Regions from separate parts of the Mus musculus genome. Here region 1 is linked to region 2. The links are chromatin loops, found by intact Hi-C in ENCODE. Cell type or tissue: gastrocnemius. All regions are shown on one strand.

Evidence for each region. Hi-C counts contacts between places; a loop is a spot of excess contacts. Peaks named below come from ENCODE experiments on the same cell type or tissue, not always from the same donor. Only the 100,000 strongest peaks of a DNase experiment are listed, where the experiment ranks them.
Region 1: a loop joins it to region 2, with 2.8 times the contacts of the local background. A loop is called at or near these places in 11 of 42 quality-filtered maps.

Annotation. Positions count from the first base shown.
Region 1 is chr3:37,950,024-37,955,023 of GRCm38, reverse strand. The region is part of intron 2 of Gm20755 (predicted gene, 20755); the gene reads right to left. Among named protein-coding and RNA genes, the nearest start is that of Gm22899, 43 kb to the left of the region's middle. In gastrocnemius, a CTCF peak has its summit at 1,919 (motif pointing right); a DNase peak (open chromatin) is centred at 1,916.
Region 2 is chr3:37,469,678-37,474,677 of GRCm38, reverse strand. All of the region lies in intron 14 of Spata5 (spermatogenesis associated 5), which reads right to left. Among named protein-coding and RNA genes, the nearest start is that of Spata5, 52 kb to the right of the region's middle. In gastrocnemius, a CTCF peak has its summit at 2,043 (motif pointing left); no DNase peak of the experiment used is centred here; H3K27ac peaks cover 858 bases.

The DNA of each region.
Region 1 (5,000 bases), 480 kb before region 2:
TCCTGGCAGAAATGTAGACATAACACTGTGTTCATGAGGTTTCAGGTGGGAACAAAGACTCTGTAAGGAGTTAGACTAGAGGCTAACCATGCTACATTCTGACCAGCAATCTATGTTTTATCTGTGTCTTGAAATGCTGAAGGAACATTCAGAAATAATGGACTAAATCATTTCACAGGAGAAATTTCAAAACAGCAGGACAGTTAGCCAGTTCCAAAGTTATTGGTGACTGGATTTTGTCAGTTTTATGGTGACAGAGAAGAAAAACAGAGTGGAAAGAAATAGAATTGTAATTTGGTGGAGAAGGGAATATGAGCATACTAAACATGCTACAGACAGGGTGATGCCAATGAGGCAAAATGCTAAAATCATTAGAGATCAGGACATTAGGGAGAAATTGAGGATGTTGTACTGCAGAAGCAATAATGAAGAACACCCCACCCACAAGTGGTTCTAGGATGTAAAAAATTCAAACACTTAAGAAGACACTGTCTAAAAGAATAGGAACACACCATTCAAACAGAGCCCTAGGTTCCTAGGGAGACCCAGCTACATTTGAATTATCCCCCACATAGTGTTTTGCATACCTGCAGAATACAAAAATCATGAGGTTAGGGGACCTTGTGCCAAGATTTCAGCAGAAGCCTGTGAAGGTGAGAAGTATAAGGTCAATTCTCCATAGAGAGGTCCCATGAGACAATCCAGAAAGCTTTAAGGATGAAGTCTAAGTTGAAACTGAGACCACAAGATGTTGGATGCCAGCAACATGGAGCATTTTCTGAGGAAAGATGATAAAACCAAGTGGAAATGAGCCCAGAGAGAGGACACATGGGCCACAAATGGCAGGGATGTAGAGGTGGGGCTGTCCAATCTCACATCATGCCTCCAGATGTTCCAGATGCCAAACACAAAGATGTAGACCTTTGTAGCTATGGTCCTGCTGGGTTTCATCTTGCATTGACTCCATTTTCCTCTGGTGCCCCCATTCCTTACTTTACGGGTGAGGGTATTTACCCTGTTATTATATACTGGTAGTATGTAATGCGCAGCCCCTGATCAGATAGGGCTTACAGCAAAGAATTTGCCTTGAGTCTAAGAAGAGACTTTGAACTAAAACTGTTAAGATTCTAGGGACTTTTGAAGTTAGAATGTATTTTGCATTATGAGATAGTTCTGAGACTATTATGTTCAGGGCCAGGATGCTCTGGCTTGAATTTAAAATGTCTCCCACAGACTCATGTTTCAAACTCTTGTTTCTCGTGTGTTTAGAGACTTTAGGATCTTACTAATGGAAGTGGGTGTCTAGGGATGAGCCTTTGAGGTTATAGTCAGCCCTGATTCTGGCCTTGAGCTTTCTCCTTCCTATCTTTAGCATGAGACAGGAGCAGCCACTGTCTCCAAGGGCTGGCTGATTCTTTCCCCACTGTGATAGGTGAGAACCTCTGATACTATAGGCTTGAATAATGTTTCTCTCACATGAGTTGCTTCTGTCAGAAAATCTGTCAAAGCAGCAAGAAAACTAGCTAATACACCATCAGAAAGCAACTCAGTCATGGTGATTTAAAACCTGGCATATCGTGAGTCTATCTATGCTCAGTTAACTTGGGATTTATGTTCTATAAGTACTACTAACCATGTTTAGGTATCAAGGGCTACCTAAGAATATCTGTCCATTCCTCCTCATCCTCAGGAATAGGTATGGCTTTGCCTGCATTTGAGTATAGCCTGGGAAAGATGGGACAAGTGAATAGCCTAGAAAAGGTGCTTAATCCACTCAATGTCTGTCATGGCTTTGACCCAGACTGGTCTTAGCCTCCCCTGTTTGAGTTCAGAAAGGCAGTATTGTATGAGAAGGAAGGGCTGGTTGGAGGCAGAAGTCATTTTTGAGCCTCCGGATTCCCAGGGTAGACCTGAGGAGGGCACTGTGGGACCTGAGTGGAATTAGTGCCTGGCCTATAACACTGATTTTTAGATAAAATCTGTCAGTCTCCAGACCATGCTTTGTGGATCTCCATATGAGTTTTAACAGATTTTAAGAGCGGGCCTGAACAAGAAGAAATACAGCTGTCTCCTTCTGGCCTTCACTCTTTCCTGTCACCTGGTCATGACTTCCGGTCCCTGCATTCTTGGACCTCTAGATTGTTCCTTCACTTCTATTCTTGAATTCTAGTTATTTTCCTTCTTTTATCAATACAAACCTGTTTATATGGTATAACTATGTTCTTAAATGTTTTATATGGCCTGCCTGTGTTTTGTGTTGAGAGTGTCTGTTAGTCTACCCATCCTGTTGGAGACAAACCATACTTGATACCAGTATTAAGATTTTTTTAGGCTTGTCCTGAGTGGGACTATATCAGCTATCTACTGCTGTGCAGAAAACTAACTCAAAGTAGAATAGGTTCCAACTCCAGTAAGTCATCTCTACCAGCAATCTGTGCATTGGCTGGCTGGCTCCTTCAACTAGTTCATTTGAAAAGTCATGAACATTTGGAGGTTCCCAAGAGCTCTGGATCAGCAATGGCCTCTTGTAATCAGAATGGGGCCTCCTCTTTCCATGTGGCTCCTCTTGGCAACTGAGTCCCAGCCTTTGACACACATAGCTGTAGGGTTCCAGGAGAGCAAAGATGGGAGTCACATAGTAGCCTAGCCTGCATGCCTTGATTTGCACAATGTCTCTTTGGCTGTGTCTTATGGGTCAAAAAAAATCACAAAGTCAGTCTGACTTAATAGAGTTGAGAAATTGACTATTATTAGAAGGAGCTTCAGTGGCATAGCATAAAGAAGCAGGATGGCACAAAGGCAGTGCTTAAGACCAACAGTCTCAGTACATAAACTACAGGGTACCCAGTTACACGGAACTTTAAAAAGACAGCTGCATTTTCTAGCTCAGGTGTGTTCCAAATATTACACAGGACACACGCAGGCTAAACAAACAAACTAAAGCCTTCATTGTTTATCTGGCTACAAATTTACCTGTGTTGATTGTGCCTGGAAGTGCTAATTAACGGACATCGTAAATTTTGCTTACAGCCAACATTGGCTTTCAACCTCTATATAAAACAGCCACAGCTTGGTTCTTTAGGAAATCTCAATCAGTAAGTATTGCTCAATATAAGAGAAAATATATCGTGTTAGCCTCAGGAGCCCTTTCAAAATATTAGCAGACCATCAATAAAGCCTGTCAAGACAGAGTGGCTATTTCTATTGTAGTCAGCTCATCTGTTTTTGAATGTGGGATTCCTCAACTTATTGCTTCACTCAGATACATTCTCTGGCTCGACTCTCTTCCCATTCTACCAATCAGCCCATCAGACATGGCTTCCCACATGGCTGCTGGGGAGGGCTTTCCCAGAGGTTGCTCAGGTTATACCCAACCAGAGTCCTCTCTCACACACCAGGCTGTGAGGCACTAGCACAGATCTCACCCCAATGGAAAACAGCAGCACCATGACCCAAAAGAAGCAAGATATCAAACCCCGGTCAAAAGGAGCTTTATTTACAGGCAACTCAGCCACTTCAGGGAACACACCATTAATCTCACAGTATTTCTGAGAGAGCTTTGGACAGTATTATCTAATGTTGATTCCCATCTCTTATTTCTGCAGTCCTATCTTTCACTTTAATACTACATAATAGCTGTCTCCAGTTTCCATGGCTTCCTTCCTGTGCCTGGAGCCCTCAGAGCTTGTCAGAGAACCATGATTTGAATGTAAAATGCCCCCAATGACTTGTGTGTTTAAACATTTGGCCCCCAGCTGATGGCTATGGCGGAAGTTGTAGAACCTTTAGAGGTAGAGTCTTGCTAAATTAATTGGGTCACGGAGGGGGGGATTTTGAAAGTTATAACAAGGCACCATTTCCTGCCCGATTTCTATTTCATGGTGTGCAGAGATCAGAGTAAACAGCTTCACCCTCCTGCAGTCACAACCTGGAGACGCCATGCCTTCTCCGTCATGATGAAGAATATCCTGAAAATGTGAGCCAAGATAAGCTCTTCCTTTATTAAGTTGCCCCCGTGGGAAATTTGGTCATAGAGACAAAAGAGAGAGACAGAGAGAGAGAAAGGGAGACGGAGAGAAAGAAAGAAAGAATTCATCAGGCATATAGTTGCCTAGACTGGGAAATATAGTTGAACCAAAAGGGTGCCAATTGTACAATTAAGAATCATGTGCTACCCTTCTGGTCCACATCAGCACCAGGGTACCTTAGGCGTGGAGTCTGTGGACACCCGCAAGGTACCCACAGGACCCTCCACAAGATCTTAAGACCTCTGGTGAGTGGAACACAGCTTCTGTTCCAATCCAATCTCATGGGACCTGAGACTGCATTAATTAGGGGAGCAGAAAACCCGGCCTGATCAGGGTCACAAGTCCCTTCCAGTCCACGCCAGCACCGGGGTACCTTGGGCGGGGAGTCTGCGAACACCCACAAGGTACCCACAGGATCCTCCACGGGATCTTAAGACCTCTGGTGAGTGGATCACAGCTTTTGCCAGGAGGCAGGTTCAAACACCAGATATCTGGGCACCTTCCCTGCAAGAGGAGAGCTTGCCTGCAGAGAGTACTGTGAACACTGAAACTCAGGAGAGAGCTAGTCTCCCAGGTCTGCTGATAGAGGGTAACATAATGATCTGAGGAACAAGCTCTAACCAGAGACAACTACAACAACTAACTCCAGAGATTACTAGATGGCAAAAGGCAAACATAAAAAACTTACTAACAAAAACCAAGACCATTCACCATCATCAGAATGCAGCACTCCCACCCCACCCAGTCCTGGGCACCCCAACACACCCGAAAAGATAGTCCCTGGTTTAAAAGGATATCTCATGATGATGGTAGAGGACATCAAGAAGGACTCTCATAACTCACTTTAAAAAATACAGGAGAACATTGCTAAACAGGTAGAAGACCTTAAAGAGGAAGCACAAAAAATCCCTTAAAGAATTGCAGGAAAACACGACCAAACAGGTGATGGAATTGAATAATATCATCCAAGAC
Region 2 (5,000 bases):
AGAAACTGATACATCACATCACCATGTATGTAAGCAGCCCTATATTCTCTTATCTTTCAAAGACCTAATAAATTTCTGTAAACCCAACATTCAACATTCAGGATTCTTTTGAATCCTGAAATCCTGGGAGAGGGGGTGTTTGTTTGTTTGTTTGTTTGTTAGAGACAATGTTTCTCTGTGTAGCCCTGGCTATTGTCCGGGAACTCACTCCTTAGACCAGAATGGCCTCAAACTCAGAAATCCACCTGCCTCTGCCTCCCAAGAGCTGGGATTAAAGGTGTGCGCCACCACTGCCGAACATTCACGATTCTTTTTCATAGGTTTAAAAGAATAGGCATAATAAATATGAAGAATAATATTCAACGTATTTAATGCAAATAAAAGTGTATAAGGTCTGATATACATCAATAAAATTATGTAATCATAGTAATTATATAATAATTTTCTAAAATTATTACCAAGCATTTAAAAATCTTGTATTTGGACATTATTACAGCTCACACTCTGTTCTATTGTACTTCTGTTTTTCTACTTCCAAGACAGGACCCTTCCTGCCTCAGCACTTTGATGCATTACCAAGCCTGGTACATTTTGCTGGGTTTTAGAGGAAGGGTTGAAGTAGAGAATCATTACTAAATAATGAGGTTTTTAACAATGAGAGTTCATAAAGAAGAAGAAGAAAAGAAACCATGAACACAGGAAACTGGACATAATTCTTCAAGTTTATGATGTTTGGATTTTTTTCTTTTCGGTAACTGCTTAAAAAGTCTAGCCATAACCATTTTTCAGTCATTAAACAGAAACTTCAATATAATTCTAAAGTGAATTATTAGCTATCATAATTAAACACATAAACAGCCATCAATTAGACATTTAAGGTTAAGCTTACACAACTAATTTTCATAACAAAATTAAGCCCCATCACATCTAACTTGTAAAAAAGTATAATCTCTGTGTTAAAAACCATTTTCCCACATTATTTCTTCAGTGCAAGTTCTCAAGGGGAGCTGGTAGATGCTGTATCCTTTAAGTCTGCAGAGATTTATCAAAAATTTTTACACTAAGAGAACAAGAAGGAGTGATTACTACCAATACAATTTCAGTGTTTACGCTGACATTTCTACCAACAATTAACAGAAAAATACTAGAAAGATGTGTTTTCAAGCACAATGTTTTTTCCCCATATTAAATGCATTTCTGAACTAAGTGCATGGAAAATTAGCAAACAGAAGGAAACACAACACAGAGCTATCATTTCAAAATGATATTCTTAAGAAGTTTAAAGATATCATTTGTAGAACACAAAAGAGATTTCCTCCTCAGCAACATTCCAGGACACCGCTCTTTCCTGCCCACCAGCAGACAGGACTATACTTGTCTAGGAGCCACTCGAGTGTTTACACAAAGGCAGTTTTCCTGAATCTTATTATGGACACAAAACAGGAGATATAGTGATACTGCCTCCAGCATATGTTCAAAACAGTTTAGAATAAATGGTGTCTTTCCCTAAGAAAAGTTACTAGGCTAACACTGATGTCAGTTATCTGTAACACTAGTAGACAACAATTGCCAAGACAGGATCTGGAAGGAAACAAATACTACCAAAGAGTTGGCTATATTTTACAGAGCATTATGCTACAGCCACTAAAAACTATCCCCAAATTCACAGGACAAAATAAAGAAATTTTATAATCACTTTAGCAGGAAAGCTTAGTAAAGGAAAAACTAAGCTACAAAAGTTATCTATGTAAAGTGGTCACCAACCAAAACAAACAAACAAAACATCAAAATCCAACAAATGGGCTTTATGTGCCAATTTCCTTTTTTAATTTAAGAGAAAAAAGGGGATTACCTTTTATAACAACATATTTATTAAATTCCAACAGACTTACCAAAAATGAGCTTTGAATTTTGCTTATAAATGCATGATAAAATGCAATTCATGTATTACATAGAACAACTTACAGAAATAAAAAGTTCATGTTTCATAAACTAGCAGAATGAAATTTGGCTTGACTGCCCCCTGCTGATACAAAATGTCTACAATTACAAAAAAGCCAAGATAACATGAGACTATCTTTCAAAAGAATTCTTCCTAATTGTTGGTTTCATTAAAACCCATAAGAAAACAAAAAAGGATTAAACATTTCATGCTAACAAAATTTATGTGGTAGTAATAGCATTTAAATGTTTTTATCTTTCTCTTCATCCAGTGGGCAAATAGTCACATAATAGCAGATATCTGAGAATTATTCAAAGTGATTTGATGGCTTCTGACTTCAAGTTCTCAGACATATAGAAAAATAAATCAGCAAAGGATGAACAACTGTAGAACATCACTGACTGAACAACCCTGCAGAGAAGCAAGGGAGAAAACAGAGACTAGATGGACCAAGAAAGAAAAACATGAGCAACAAAACCTCAGAACAGAAACTTGGTAATGTCAGGGGTACTAAGTGTGGGTGACAGCTGATAAAAAGTAGTAAAAATGGCCTTCAAGTAAATAGGAAGGAAATAATCAAGTTCAGTATGTGCAGGATCCCTGACTGCCAGACACAACTACTAAGGTAATGGAAGCAAGGATACTTCTCCCAACAGTGAGCTACGATGGCTACAGTTTCTTTATTGTGGCCCCTTGCATAAAGATTTCTTGGATAGCTCAGATATTCACTAATTAAAGTTAAAGTTAGTTCTAATGAATTCTGATTTACCAAGTATTTTAAGATTGGATGTGTATCTTACTGCACAGTAAAAATTATTACTTTTTAAAAAGTGAAGTTTCTTAAAAATATTGTTAAACTACACATTTAATCCCAGCACTTGGGAGGAAGCGGCAGGCGGATTTCTGACTTCGAGGCCAGCCTGGTCTACAGAGTGAGTTCCAGGACAGCCAGGGATACACAGAGAAACCCTATCTGGAAAAAACGAACCAAACAACCAAACAAAACACCAAAGACACACAAGATTTAAATGTGATACACAAACAATATGAACTATTTTAAGAAGTTCAAATCTTTTGTGGTAACAGACATTTGTAAGAGGAAGACAGTAAATTTTAAGCCAGCCTGAGTTACAGAGCAATGGCCTGTCTCAAAAACAAACCAAAACAGGACCCCCTTCACTAATTCAGTGAAATGCATATAACAGAACTTAAACACTGACACAATTTAGTTCATTAAAATTATAGCTGATATATGAAAGGCTGATGCTTTCCAAGTACAAAAATAGACTAAGAACATGTAAGGCAGGTCTCTTTCATACTAACTAGTGCTATGTGTTTTAGGTACTAGACATATCAATGAACAAAACAGATGACAATCCTTGCCAGTAGAGTCAGATATCCTGTATGGTAACAAATAGTGTAAGAAAACACATCTGAATACAATTTAAAAGCAAGCATATAAACCAGCAGAACATGAGAGAGAAAACAGGTTGCAGCATCTTTATGATGCCAGGCAACTGTTGGGCTCTTTTCCTAGGGAGTATTGCTATGTGAGCATTCCCCAGATCTTTCCTAAGTATCAGCTTTCTGCAAGCTGTATCGTAACTGGCAAAATGTTGAACATTTTTGCAGAGTATGCCTGGACTCCCTTCTATATAGTCTCATTTACTGCATGGCACATACTGGTACTAAACAGGTATTTGGTAAATGATCTAATAATAGTCAAAGTTTAACTTGTTATGGTCCACAGAACTTCACTTTCTTTGGTTCAGGGGCATTTTTTTCCTTAAGGGGCCAGAGACTATATAACTTTAGCGGTACAGTCTATATAGTAACTATTCATTGCTGTCATGATACATGAAAACCAGGTACAGTGGCATACAAACACATTCCACAAACATAGGTACCAAATACAGGGGTATACCAGGATCTACTCAGCTTAATACCTAGCTCAGTGCACTTGGTCTTCTATTAAAATATCCCAGGAGCACAAAGAAAACATATCAACTATTTCTAAGTTACAAGTGCTTACTCTATTTTAATTGTCAAATATAAAGTCATAGAAAAAGAAAATAGCCATCACACACAACATGCTTCCTTTGCCTTCCCCATACCTCATCTTTTATCCTCTGCCCTAAACTGTACTCAGGTCATCAAGTAATATAATGTGACTATCAAAAATACCATTATGGATTACAGATATGGATAGCTAAAAGACATACAAACATTAAGCATGTAATTACTTAAGACATTTTACAGAAGAAGTAAGCCTCATAAAGTTATTATGCTCACTAAAATATCAGGCCTTTGCCAACGTCTAAAAAAGGGGGAGAAATTTCATTAAAGAGGAATCAAAAGGAGCGTTAACTCCTCAAATATAGAATTAATGAGGGAAATTGTCTTAAAAATCCAATAAATAGACTAGAAAGTCTCTTGTTCACCTTGTTCAGTGCTTTATACTGTGTTCACATTTCTAATTATATAAAATACACTAACCTGTTTTTATGCACTTTAACACACAAAGTAAAGGGGGCATGATGAGAACAGACATCTAAAAGGCAATCTTAAAACTGGCTTATTGTGTTTGTTTTTTTTAAATCATTTATTTAATTTCATTTCATGTACATTTGTGCTTTGCCTGGTTTCATGTCTGTGTAAGAGTGTCAGATCCCCGGGAATTGGAATTACAGAAAATTGTAAGCTGCCATGTGGGTGCAGGGAATTGAGCCCTGATATGAAGAACAGCCAGCACTCTTACCCTTGTACAGCCAGCACTCTTACCCTTGTATTTTCTTTTTAAAGAACAAATCACGGAGTAAGCCTGCTATCAAGTCACTCATTCACTGTGTAACTTTAGGTCACACATTTCATTCTTGATCACAGACTGCTCAGTCATGGAAGGTAACACTGTTATTCAGGTGATAATGACCTTGTAGGAAGGTAGTATGGGAAAGAACAGGAAGATAATTTAGATTACACTGAATTACACCACACAACATATAAAAATACAACCAAAGCACAACTGAGCTGACTTACGTTACTAAAGAATTGTTAAAAT